2 separate regions of the Mus musculus genome follow, and region 1 is linked to region 2. A link is a loop called in an ENCODE intact Hi-C map of the cell type or tissue named here. Cell type or tissue: left cerebral cortex. All regions are shown on one strand. Links, peaks and the distances in the headings refer to the core of each region. The heading gives the core; the rest is flanking DNA.

Region 1 (5,376 bases), core at 247-5,246, 150 kb before region 2:
TTTCCCTAATTCAACCACAGGGGTCCCCAACTTCAGTCCATTGGTTGGGTCTAAGTATCTGTGTCTATATCTGCCTCAGTCAGCTGCTAGGTGGGCCTCTTGGAGGACAGCCATGATAGGCTCCTGCCTATAAGCACACCATAACACCAGTTATAGTATTGTGCCTTGGAGCCTCCCCTTGAGATGGATCTCAAGTTGGGTCCATCATTGGACTGACTTTCCCTTAGTCTCTTCTCCATTTTTGTCATAACCTAGGCTGACCTTGAAGCCCAAAGCCTCCTGCATTAGGCAGCACACCACTTGCTCATGATGCAAGTTTTGATATCAGGAATCCAATCTAAGTTTGCTGAAATGCAATTCCTTATTTGCCCTTTAATACCACCATGATTTTTGTTTTCTGTTTAAGTAATAACTACTTAAGTTTATTTCAGCATTCCCCATCTGACATATAATGTGTTAACCACCTTTGAATCAGCTGCAACATCATGAGGATTCTTTTTTTAATTAGTGCATGAAATAAAATCATTCATCCATGTTTAATTTTTTTTAATTTCATCAAAAAAATGCAACTTAAAACTAATTGGAGACTCTGTCTTGTCTTAGTCAGTGTTCTGTTGCTGTGAGAGACACCATGACCACGGTAACTCTAATAAAGGAGAGCATTTACTTGGAACTGGCTTACAGTTCAGAGGTTTACTCCATTGCATCATGTGAGCATGGTGGTACACAGATGATGAGATGAGAGTTCTACATCCAGATCCACAGGCAACAGGAAGAGAGACGGAGTCTCTGGGCCTGCCTTGGGTTTCTGAAACCCCAAACCCACCTCCACTGAGACCTTTCCTCCAACAAGGCCAGACCTAATCCCTCTCAAGTAGTCACACTTCCTAATGACCAAGCATTCCAATATATGAGCCTATGGGGGATGTTCTTATTGAAGTCACCACACATCTCCTCCCAGTCAGAATGGCAAACATCAAGAAGATAAGGAAAAAGTGAGATTCGTCGATGGAGCTGCTTACAAGCTGAGCAGGAAGCTCAGCAACACAGCTTTTATGAGTAGTCACCCACGCTGCAGTGCGGTTTTGGATCATGTAACTGTCGTTAATTAACCCATGTTCTTACAAGTAACCCCTCATCCAGTGTTCCAATTGGCCATGGGACACTAACTTTCTATCTCTTGTCTTAGTGTACACATGACTTTTTGAATTTCTGAATGACTCTTTGGCCATAACATCAGCCGGACCTTGATGTCAAAAACAAAATGCACACCTACAATGGAGAATTAAAAAGCTAGCTGGACACTGTGTGGATGCCTCTAATCCCAAGAAGCAGGTAGATCTCTATGAGTTCCAGGACAGCCAGGAAAGAGAGGGAGCCTGGAAAAATGAAGCAAAAACCTGATTGTTGCAGTAGTCAGGAATAAAACCTAAGGTAACAAAATGAGAACCCATAAAACTAAGTATTCAGGTAAACTGATTAATTCCAATGAGAATTCTACTATAAACTGAGCCCAAATTGAACATAAAAGTTGGCTGAGAGTTTACCCTAAGCAAGATGAAGAAATGCTGAAGATAGTGGAGGAAAGAGATTTTCTACTTTCTAGAGATGTGGAGTGGATCTAAGAGTCCTCTTAAGCTTCTTTTACTGGGTTTTGTTGGTATTCAAAATAAATAGGAAAAGGAAAGAAAACATTGGTTTTCCTCAGCCTTTTATGCTTGCAGTCTTGATGGCCTTCTGTTGCGTTAAATCTCCAACCCAAATAAAAACACAAGTCAGTTAATATGAATACAAGTTATTTGCCTAGATTGGGCAGATCTACCACTACACTATCATCTTCCTCATATAAGAGACCATATAACTTGTGGTTTCTCCAGGCCAGGTGCTTCTGCTCTACTTTCCTTCTTCTCCTCTTCCTCTGTCATCCTCTCTCTCTCTCTCTCTCTCTCTCTCTCTCTCTCTCTCTCTCTCTCTCTCTCTCTCTCTCTCCCAAAATCTTCAACTCTACCTTCCCCTGTTTCTCTGCCCAATCACCGGCTCTAGCCTTTATTTATAAATTAAGGTGAGAGGAAGGCTTACAGGAAATCACCTGAGTGCTGACTCATTCCTTGTTAGCAGCCCCTCACAGGAGAATGGGATTAACATCAAATACAATTAGCCCCAGGGTTATCCGCAACAGCCTTCATTGGATGTTCCTTCTTCAGCTGAGTCTCATGAACAGAGAGCACAGCAATCTCCTTGTCCATACTGCCTGTACGTGTATAAATCTATATGTACACATATGTACATGTGTGGAACAATAATAAATAGCAAGAGATTATGAATTTGGGAGGGGGGACATGGGAGGAGACAGGAGGAGGGTGGGAGCGATGTACATGCATTGTTTCTCTTATGGATTTATTGCTGTGATGAAACACCATGATCATAAGCAAGTTGGGGAGGAAAGGGTTTATTTGGCTTACACTTTCACGGCACTGTTCATTACCGAAGGAAGTCAGGACAGGAACTCACACAGGGTAGGAACCTGGAGACAGAAGCTGATGCAGAAGCCATAGAGGGGAGCTACTTACTAGGCTGCTCTTTATTGCTTGCTCATCCTACTTTTTTTTATAGAACCGAGGACTGCCAACCCAGGAATGTCAACACCCACAATGAGCCAGGATGCCCCACGAATTAAGAAAATACCTCTATAGGCTTGCCCAGCCTCATCTTATGGATGCATTTTCTCAATTTGGGAGCTCCATCTTCCAGGGTACTGAGTACTGAGTTTCTCTCTCTCTCTCTCCCATTCCTCTGTGCCCCACCCCCACCCCTACCATGTATGTGTATGTCGGCTTATACAGGTCAGAGGACAACCTCTCAACCATCCTCAACTCCCATATTGTTTTCGGTCATGACCACTTTGCTGTTTGTCCATTGCACACGAGGCAGCTGATCCTGGAGTTTGCAGGGATTCTCTGGTCTTCACCTCCCATTGTACCAGAGGAGCACTATAATAGCACATACTATCATGCTACTGTGCTTAGCTTTCCATGAGTTCTGGGAAGTCAAACTTAGTTCTTAAGCTTGTGAGGCAATCTCTTGATGTATTGAACCATCTCTCCAGCCCCAATGTTATTCTTGCTAAAACATGAAAGCCCACTTTGCCCCCAAAGAAAGTACAGAAATAATTATGACAATTTCCTCTTTCCACTGCTGGTGGCCCCACTGCAGACTGGAAGGATGCTGATATGGTTACTGTACAGTATTTCCAGAATTTAATAGTTGCAACGCAAGAAAATCTGTGGCATCCTGGGGCTGACATGAGCACTGATGGATCACAGGTCACAGAGAGGTCTTGCTAAGCAGCTGCTTGCAAAGTTTAAAGTAACAACCAGGGAGCCCCAGGAGCCCAAACTAGGCCCTCCACATTACAGTTGTGTAGCATGATCTTCATGTGGGACTCCTAACAGTGGTGCATGGGCTGTCTCTGACTCTCTTGCTTGCCTTTGAGACTTTTTTCACTACTGGATAGCCTTGACTAGCCTTAAAAGAAGAGGAGGGCTCTATTTTTACTGCAACTTGATACGAAGTGGACAGTTGACATCCATCAAGGCTGGTCCTTTTCTGAAGAGAAACAGAGACATGGATGGTGGGGTGTGGGGGGTGATTGGCATAACATGGGGAGGAAAGAGGGAAAACTGAGGTTGGAATGTAAACATAAATTTTAAAAAAAACCACCGGGAAACAAAGCCCTGGGGTTATCTGTGAGGGGGACTGGGTTAACAGGTATGAGAAGACCTCCCCCCTAACTGTGGGCAACACCATCCCATGGGCCAGACCAAAGTCCCAGACTGAGTAAAGAGGAGAAAGCAAACTGGGGGTCGGGTGGGATTCCTCCCTTTCTTAAACACTGAAAACAGACCCTCCACCTCCCTTCTCCTTTAGAGACAAGACCTCATTATGCAGATTTGAGTTCGCATGGAACTTACTATGTAGACAAGGCTGACCTCTTCTGGCTCAAGGAAGTCCTCCGACCTTTACCCCCTCGAGTCCTAAATATAGGTACACACCACCATATCTAGTTTTAGATGTAGTTCATACAGTGCCTGTTCGCTAATGTTCTGTCAGGTAAGGAAGCTGCTGGGGAAGCAAAAGTATGAATGGTTGACCCAACACTGAAATTTGCATGGTACCACAATCAACTCCATAGCAAGATGTGCTCAGTTGCTCAGTAATAGCATGATGGTTATGGGGATAACCAACCATATGCTGGTTACATATGAAGCTCACTCTGTGGGAGGGAAATTGATGCCTGATATTGTAAACCTGGTCAAAAGCCTAGAAGGGTCATTGGCTCTAGCAGAAAACCTTCGTAAGATTAAACTGCCACACTGTCAAACTGTCTTCTAAATACTTACGTTTACATGTTGCTCTCAAGATCAAGGGAACACTGCAGAAAAGGGGATGGGAAGAGTGAACTGGCAGATGGGGAGAAATATGAAATCCTGAATTCATAACATGGCTGATGCACTTATCTATAAGCAGCAGTTATGATTATTTGCCCAAAATCAAACCAGTCAAGATTCCAGCATAAATGACCCTACCATTTGAATAGATGCTTTAAGAAACTGACAGCTGGTGAACCATGCAGTCACCCTGCTTCCAGGACATGGATGCTAGGGAGCTAAGGAGAGTTGGGAGGCTGTGGAGCTATCATGAATAAAATACATTGTATAAGCACTTTTCAGAAGTACTTTTACAAAACCAATGACATTAAACTTACCATGGACACTACTTTTCTAATGTGTGAGACAAAGTCTCAAATATCCCAGCTGGCCTAGAACTCACCATGTAGCTGCTTCCACTCCAAACTGCTGACTATGATGCCACCCTTGTCTGGTTTATGAGGTACTGGGATTGTACATATTAGGTTTAAAAAAAAAACTATCAAGCTACACCCTCACACAAATGCTGTATTAATATCTAAAAGGGCTATCATTAAAATTAAAAATTACTGAAGATGGCTAGAGATGTAGTTCAGTGTTGACAGGATTCAATCCACAGCAATGGGGGTGGGTGTGTGGGGGAGTAAGCTTTGGTGACCTCAACATGCTCCCTGCAGTCTCACACTCAAATGCCACTGCCTCTCACTCGGGCAAACTCCTCCAGCTTGGGACCTGCCCATGACCCTCAGCAGTTAACTCCACGCATCACACAGCAGGAACATCAGCACCCAAGAACTTAATGCTTCTGAGAGAGTCTGGAAGTGGATTGGTGAGAGCACTTTCACTTTAAAACTCTGTACACCTCACACAAACTATGAACATTTCCAATTTTGCCACCATGTGATCTTAAAAAGTCCTATGTGAGTACACTTTGAAAGCAGGACCAAAA
Region 2 (5,376 bases), core at 292-5,291:
TCAAGTGTAGCACACTTCTACCGTTCCAATATTTCTTCTCTGGGAGCGAGAGCTAGACACTTTCAAGCAGACCCACTATTAACTGTCATCAATTAGGACATTAAAAATTGTATCTTACCTCTATAAATTTGTTTAAGGTCGCATTGGTTGGATTGTGTGTAATAAGAAATCGCATGTTCTTGTATGTGACTTCCACAGGAGCAGGGCGGTTCATTCGAGCCATGTTAATTTAGTTTAAAAAAACACCCAATAGGGTTATGAAAGAATTAAAAAATTGAATACAGAAATGATTTAAAACCAAAACAGAAAAAAAAAAAAAAAAAACCAAAACAAAACCAAAAAACAACCTGAAGTCTACTTCAATATTCAATATACTCCACTTGAAATTCTCAGTGCTTGAGTATGAATTGGGAGAAACGGGCAATGAAATGAACCTCCTAACAAGAAGCAGTGAGTCTTCAATCCAGTAATACTGAGGCAATACAAAGGAAGTGCACTGAGGTTTACCCCATCCAGGTCTGAGCTCTTGTCAAATGCTCTGCAGATTTCAATTCAACACGCCTGTGTCCAGGTTATCCACTCTTATGGGGGTTTCTTGGTGGAGTAGTAATGAATTTCTACAGTTCACTTGTCTGCATAGAGGTCGTGCTGTGCCTGGCAGTAATCTCCACTGCCCTTCAGAAACTCCATAAATGTGTGACCGAGAACACCACAGAACTGCTGTTTAGAAGAAAAGGAAAGCAAGAAAGGGAAAAAAAGTTATTTTCTAATTCAAAAGGAATATGTCATGCTTTTTCCACTAAGTACACAGCTGCTCAAATTAGAGACAAGCTAATTTGACTTTTACTTGCATTACAAAATTCAAGGTTACTGCATTTTAAATCAATAGGCCTAAAATGAGCAATCACAAGCCCATTAAAGTGAAGCTCTCAACAATCAAGAACTCAGAGTCACAGCTACATAGGAATTCCACTTACACATCTAGACACATGGATTTAATTAATTAGTCCGTCTCTCTTTACACTTTTATTCTGGCCCGAATTGTGTCTTCTATACTGCCTTAGCCTGCTGTTCATAGACACTACTCTAGACGCCATGTGGTCTGACGCTTGCAGAATTCACAGACAGTGATTTCAACTGCCCACTAGTTCTGATTTCATATTTTATGTTATTAAGCTACTGGGTTCAAAGTAAGGAGTATGGCTTTTCTTCCAAACAAAACAAAACAAAACAAAAACACTTTTAATGCAATTACCCCTTTACATTTTAGTCTCTAAAGTTTAAATTTGGGGGCCTGCCTTTTTGTATTTTGTAGCAGCTCCTTTACATTTAAGAATAGTGTAAGCACAGTTATAGCTTTAGGTAAAGCTTCTCAGTCTGCAATTGGCACTGTCACTAACCTCTGGAGTGAAGTGTGTGGGAGGGAGGGTGGGTTCCATCCCAATCGATCAGACTTAAACAAGACGCTAGGACTCATCAGTAGGGAGGCTGCCTAGAATGCCAGGCCATCTTGTTTCTATAAACCACATTGCACTGCAGGATAATTCTCTAAGTGAAACTGTAAGCAATCTCCTTCTTAAAAGATCCTAAGAATTTTTATGCCATCTCTTTGGATCAGATTGGCTCTTATAAATACGGACTTATGGACTTACTTAGATCTTCAAACATATCCTACTTAAGACAAGTTCAAATAAAATATACACAATATTATCTTTTTGCTATTTTAAAACTCCAATTCCACTTCTCTGCTGCAAAGCTAAAATCCAATTCAAATATGAAAAGAGGAAATCAAGACTTTCTAATGGTCTCAAACAATGTAACCATAACTATGATCATTGACAGATACATTTCCATAAGTTCCTCCTTAAAAAAGCTAAAGCAGATTGGTGCCAGCACCAACTAGTATATTCATAGTCATACGATACTTTTTCAGAGTCTATGCATAAAAGCCTTTCAGATAAACCCAATAGAAGTAAAATGGGAATTAACAAAACCCTTTAAGGTCTATCTACTCTAGGCAGTTTGTGGTGGAAAGAAAAGCAGTTGCACTTAGTAACAAGAACACTCAATGACAACCGTTGTCCTTCAGAGCAAACTACTCAAGTAAAATCTTGAAACAAAAAAACAAACAAACAAACAAAAAAATCAGTCAAAAATTCCCTGACTATTTTTATAGTGAAACAAAGGAACTAATCCCCCAAACTCTTATTTACTAGGAGGTACCACAAGCAAGACAACTTATTCCCGACACGTGCCCTCACAAAGTACATCTATTCAGTGCGTTAAAAAACCCAGTGTAAATTACCAGTAAAGATTAATACTTCAGAGAGCAGACTCCCTCCAATAATCTCAAAAATATTATTTATTTATATATATACATATATATATAAATACATACATATGTATATATATTGCATATATAAAAATCTTTTGCCCGTGTATATAAAATGGTCCTAAATTTTTTTCTTCCTTGTTTTTGTTAATTTGGCACTTTATTGAACATTCATACACAGGTCCGATATAGCTTTTAAAGAGTTCCATTAGGAAGCTGGAGGGCAGCAAGAAAAAAATTTTCCTGAACTGCTTTGAAATGAGTGGAGCCACCCAGTGGCTGGAGGACACTTCTGTTAAAACAGTGGAGACCACCGAAATCCTTCTTAATAATATCCTCCCACTCCCTCACAGGCAAAACCTCAACATGATAGGCAGCCAAGATACACGACGAGATCGTCCCATTTTAATTGCATGCACCATAAGCAAAAAAAAAAAAAAAAAAAAAAAAGGATCATTTGTGTGTGTGTATGTGTGTAGCATTAGCTTCAGTCTGTCAGACTCTAGAATCAAACCAGTCTGTGGGATCATCTGCTTTATCCAATTCTGTTCCAAATACACTCAGGTTTCAGGTAACGCGCCCAATCTAGCGCGTGTGCAAGCGCTGTTTCCTTCCGGGAACAGATCGCGATTTTCTGGTTTTCCAACCGTTTTAGCCGGCACGAAGCAAACAGCAAAATAATAATAATAATTAAAAAAAGCAAGCCAGGATAGGATTCATGACCCCTAAGCTCCGGAATCCAGACCTCTGGTCACCGCACAGACCGTTCCGACACCGTGGAAATTTCAGCTCGCCAGCGGTGGAATGGTGCAGGGCTGCTCGCTCAACAGGAGCCGCGCAGTTCTGCCCAGCAGCTCCTGTTGCTCCAGCCCAAGAGCGGACCGCCCCACGCGCAGCCCGCCTCGGGGCCGAGTCAGAGTCCCCCTCCGCCGACCGGGTCGCCACTACCGAAGCCCGGCGGCGATCGGCAAGCCCGGGCTTGAGCGGCGCGCACAGTCGCGAGGTCCGCAATCACGGGTTCACGGTGGCGAGCGCGGGCGGCCACCGAGGCCATCTTGGGAGGCCCCGGGCGCCCGGTCCCGGTCCCCCCGCAGCCCCGCCCCGCCCCGGCCACGTCCACGACGCCCGCGCGGCTTCTCGGAACAAAGGCCGCAGGGTGGCACGCGCACAAAGCCGCTGGGCTGCCCTGCCGGTCGCTCCGGGTCCGGGCCCCGCCGCCGGCGTTTCGGTCGCCCGGCCACCCTCCTTTCCCTCCTCGGTCGCTCGCTCTAACAAAGGCCGGGCCCGCGGTACTCACAGGAATATGTCTACTCATTGAAGATTGTGGCCTAATCATACAGCCGGTCCCGAGGCGGCGCAGGCGGCGGCGGCAGGGCAGGCGGCGGTGGGCGTCGCGGGGCGGCGGCGGGGATGCAGGCGGCGGGGGCACCAGACGACCATGCAGTGAGCTGCCCGAGGAGCGTCGCCGAGCCGGCCGCAGCCCAGAGCCAATGCGCGCGCCCAGGCGCCCCTGCGTCACAAGTCCGCCCCTTTATAGCCGGCGCGACGTGCGCACAGGCGGCAGCCAATCACGGCGCGGGACGCCTGCGGCTCGAGGCGGGGCCCGGGACGCAGACGTCACTCGGGGCAGCCGCCACCGGTGCGAACCGGTTGATGAATGGCGCGGTGTGCTGGCTGGTCCTCGCCACCAAACGCTCCGGTCGCTAGAGCCGCGAGTTCGCCTCAACTTGGAACGCCTCTCCGGCGGGCGGAACCCTGTAGCCCGAGGCCATAGCTCTGTCGCGCTGGCCAACGGTTTACCTTGGCCCTTGCGCCCGGGGATCTCCGTCATCACTCCATATTGATGTCGCATGACCGCTGGGCGGCTGACTCACCGCTCCAGAGCCCGGCCCTAGTCTGGGACTAGGGATTCTCGTCACCACGGGCACTTCCACGTGTGGGAAGGCTCTCCGCAGAGATTAGCCGGTGGAACCCAGGAAATGTCCCTATTTTTTTTTTTTTTTTTCTTTCGAGGCACGTGAAGCCTAGTTGCTTCCTAGCCTTTCTTCTTCTCCCCCCACCCCCTTTCTTTTTAGGTTACACCCCTAAACTGCTGATTCTGGCAACTGCAGTTGGCTCGTTTGTGGCATTTCGAAATCACATGCATCCTTTGTACTGCTGCTCATTCTCAGATAATGAAAGGTTAGCTTTTGCTAAGGGGAAGCTTTTTTTTTTTCTTTTTCTTTTTAAATTAAGAATCTTCGGCTTTATCAAGGGCTGATGTAAGTTTTTGCGTCAAAAGCTAAGCTTTCCCCTTTTGTTGATCTTCAGTCCTGTTCCAGTGTCCTTTTAATCTAGGCTTCTAAGTGAAGCCTGAGTGCAGCTGTTTCTGATCATACAAGGGCAGCTTTTATCTGAAAACCCTTTCTGCTCGCTTGTCTAGGACAGGTAAACAGGACCTTTACCTGCTTTGGAGAACTCAGCTTTCCAATAACACTGAGGCCTTTTGTTCCCTGTTTTTCTGCACATTAGGCCGGAGAAATCATAAGTTGTGCTCTCTCTTATTGTGTACCGAATTTTGTGATTTATTAGCACTTCTATTTAGAGACTTCCTTGCATAGTTACTTAAATGTCTTATAAACATGCAATCTGTAAGCAACGTAAGTACATTAAAAAAAGGGGGGGGCAGACCTTTAATAACAGCAACAACAACAACAAAAAGCAACTCATCGTCATTAAAAATTGCTTGGCCAGGGATCCATTTAAAGTCAAGAACTTGAAGCATAGATCCCTTCACAAATAGAGGTAAAGTGAGGTAACAATTAAATTATGTAAGTCCTAAGAAAATGCAGGGAGATTAAAAGAAAAGTCTTTGAACAGTAAAGTGAAGTTGAGCAGACCAGGAAACTCAACCGAAGACAGATTGAGTATTACAGAACTAAAACCTTTCATATGACCAGTGACTTTGGGTAAGTGTTACTTAAGCTTTGGAAAAACATGGGCAGAATAATTAGTGACTAGCTTGGCCAACTTGTATTAATAACATACTTAGGCATATTAAATCT

The links. Peaks named below come from ENCODE experiments on the same cell type or tissue, not always from the same donor. Only the 100,000 strongest peaks of a DNase experiment are listed, where the experiment ranks them.
Region 1: a loop joins it to region 2, with 3 times the contacts of the local background. A loop is called at or near these places in 28 of 42 quality-filtered maps.

What each region holds. Positions count from the first base shown.
Region 1 is chr1:30,795,653-30,801,028 of GRCm38, forward strand. No RefSeq gene overlaps it. Among named protein-coding and RNA genes, the nearest start is that of Phf3, 65 kb to the right of the region's middle. In left cerebral cortex, for the core only: no CTCF peak of the experiment used is centred there; a DNase peak (open chromatin) is centred at 2,644.
Region 2 is chr1:30,945,920-30,951,295 of GRCm38, forward strand. It overlaps Ptp4a1 (protein tyrosine phosphatase 4a1), which reads right to left and starts at 3,836. Exons shown (of 6, transcript NM_011200.2): 1 at 3,630-3,836; 2 at 119-720. The coding sequence starts at 223. It overlaps LOC115487084 (a long non-coding RNA gene), which reads left to right and starts at 3,952. Exons shown (of 1, transcript NR_164183.1): 1 at 3,952-5,376. In left cerebral cortex, for the core only: CTCF peaks have their summits at 2,609 (motif pointing left) and 4,040; DNase peaks (open chromatin) are centred at 2,657, 3,218, 3,919, 4,167 and 1 more place; H3K4me3 peaks cover 3,457 bases; H3K27ac peaks cover 2,083 bases.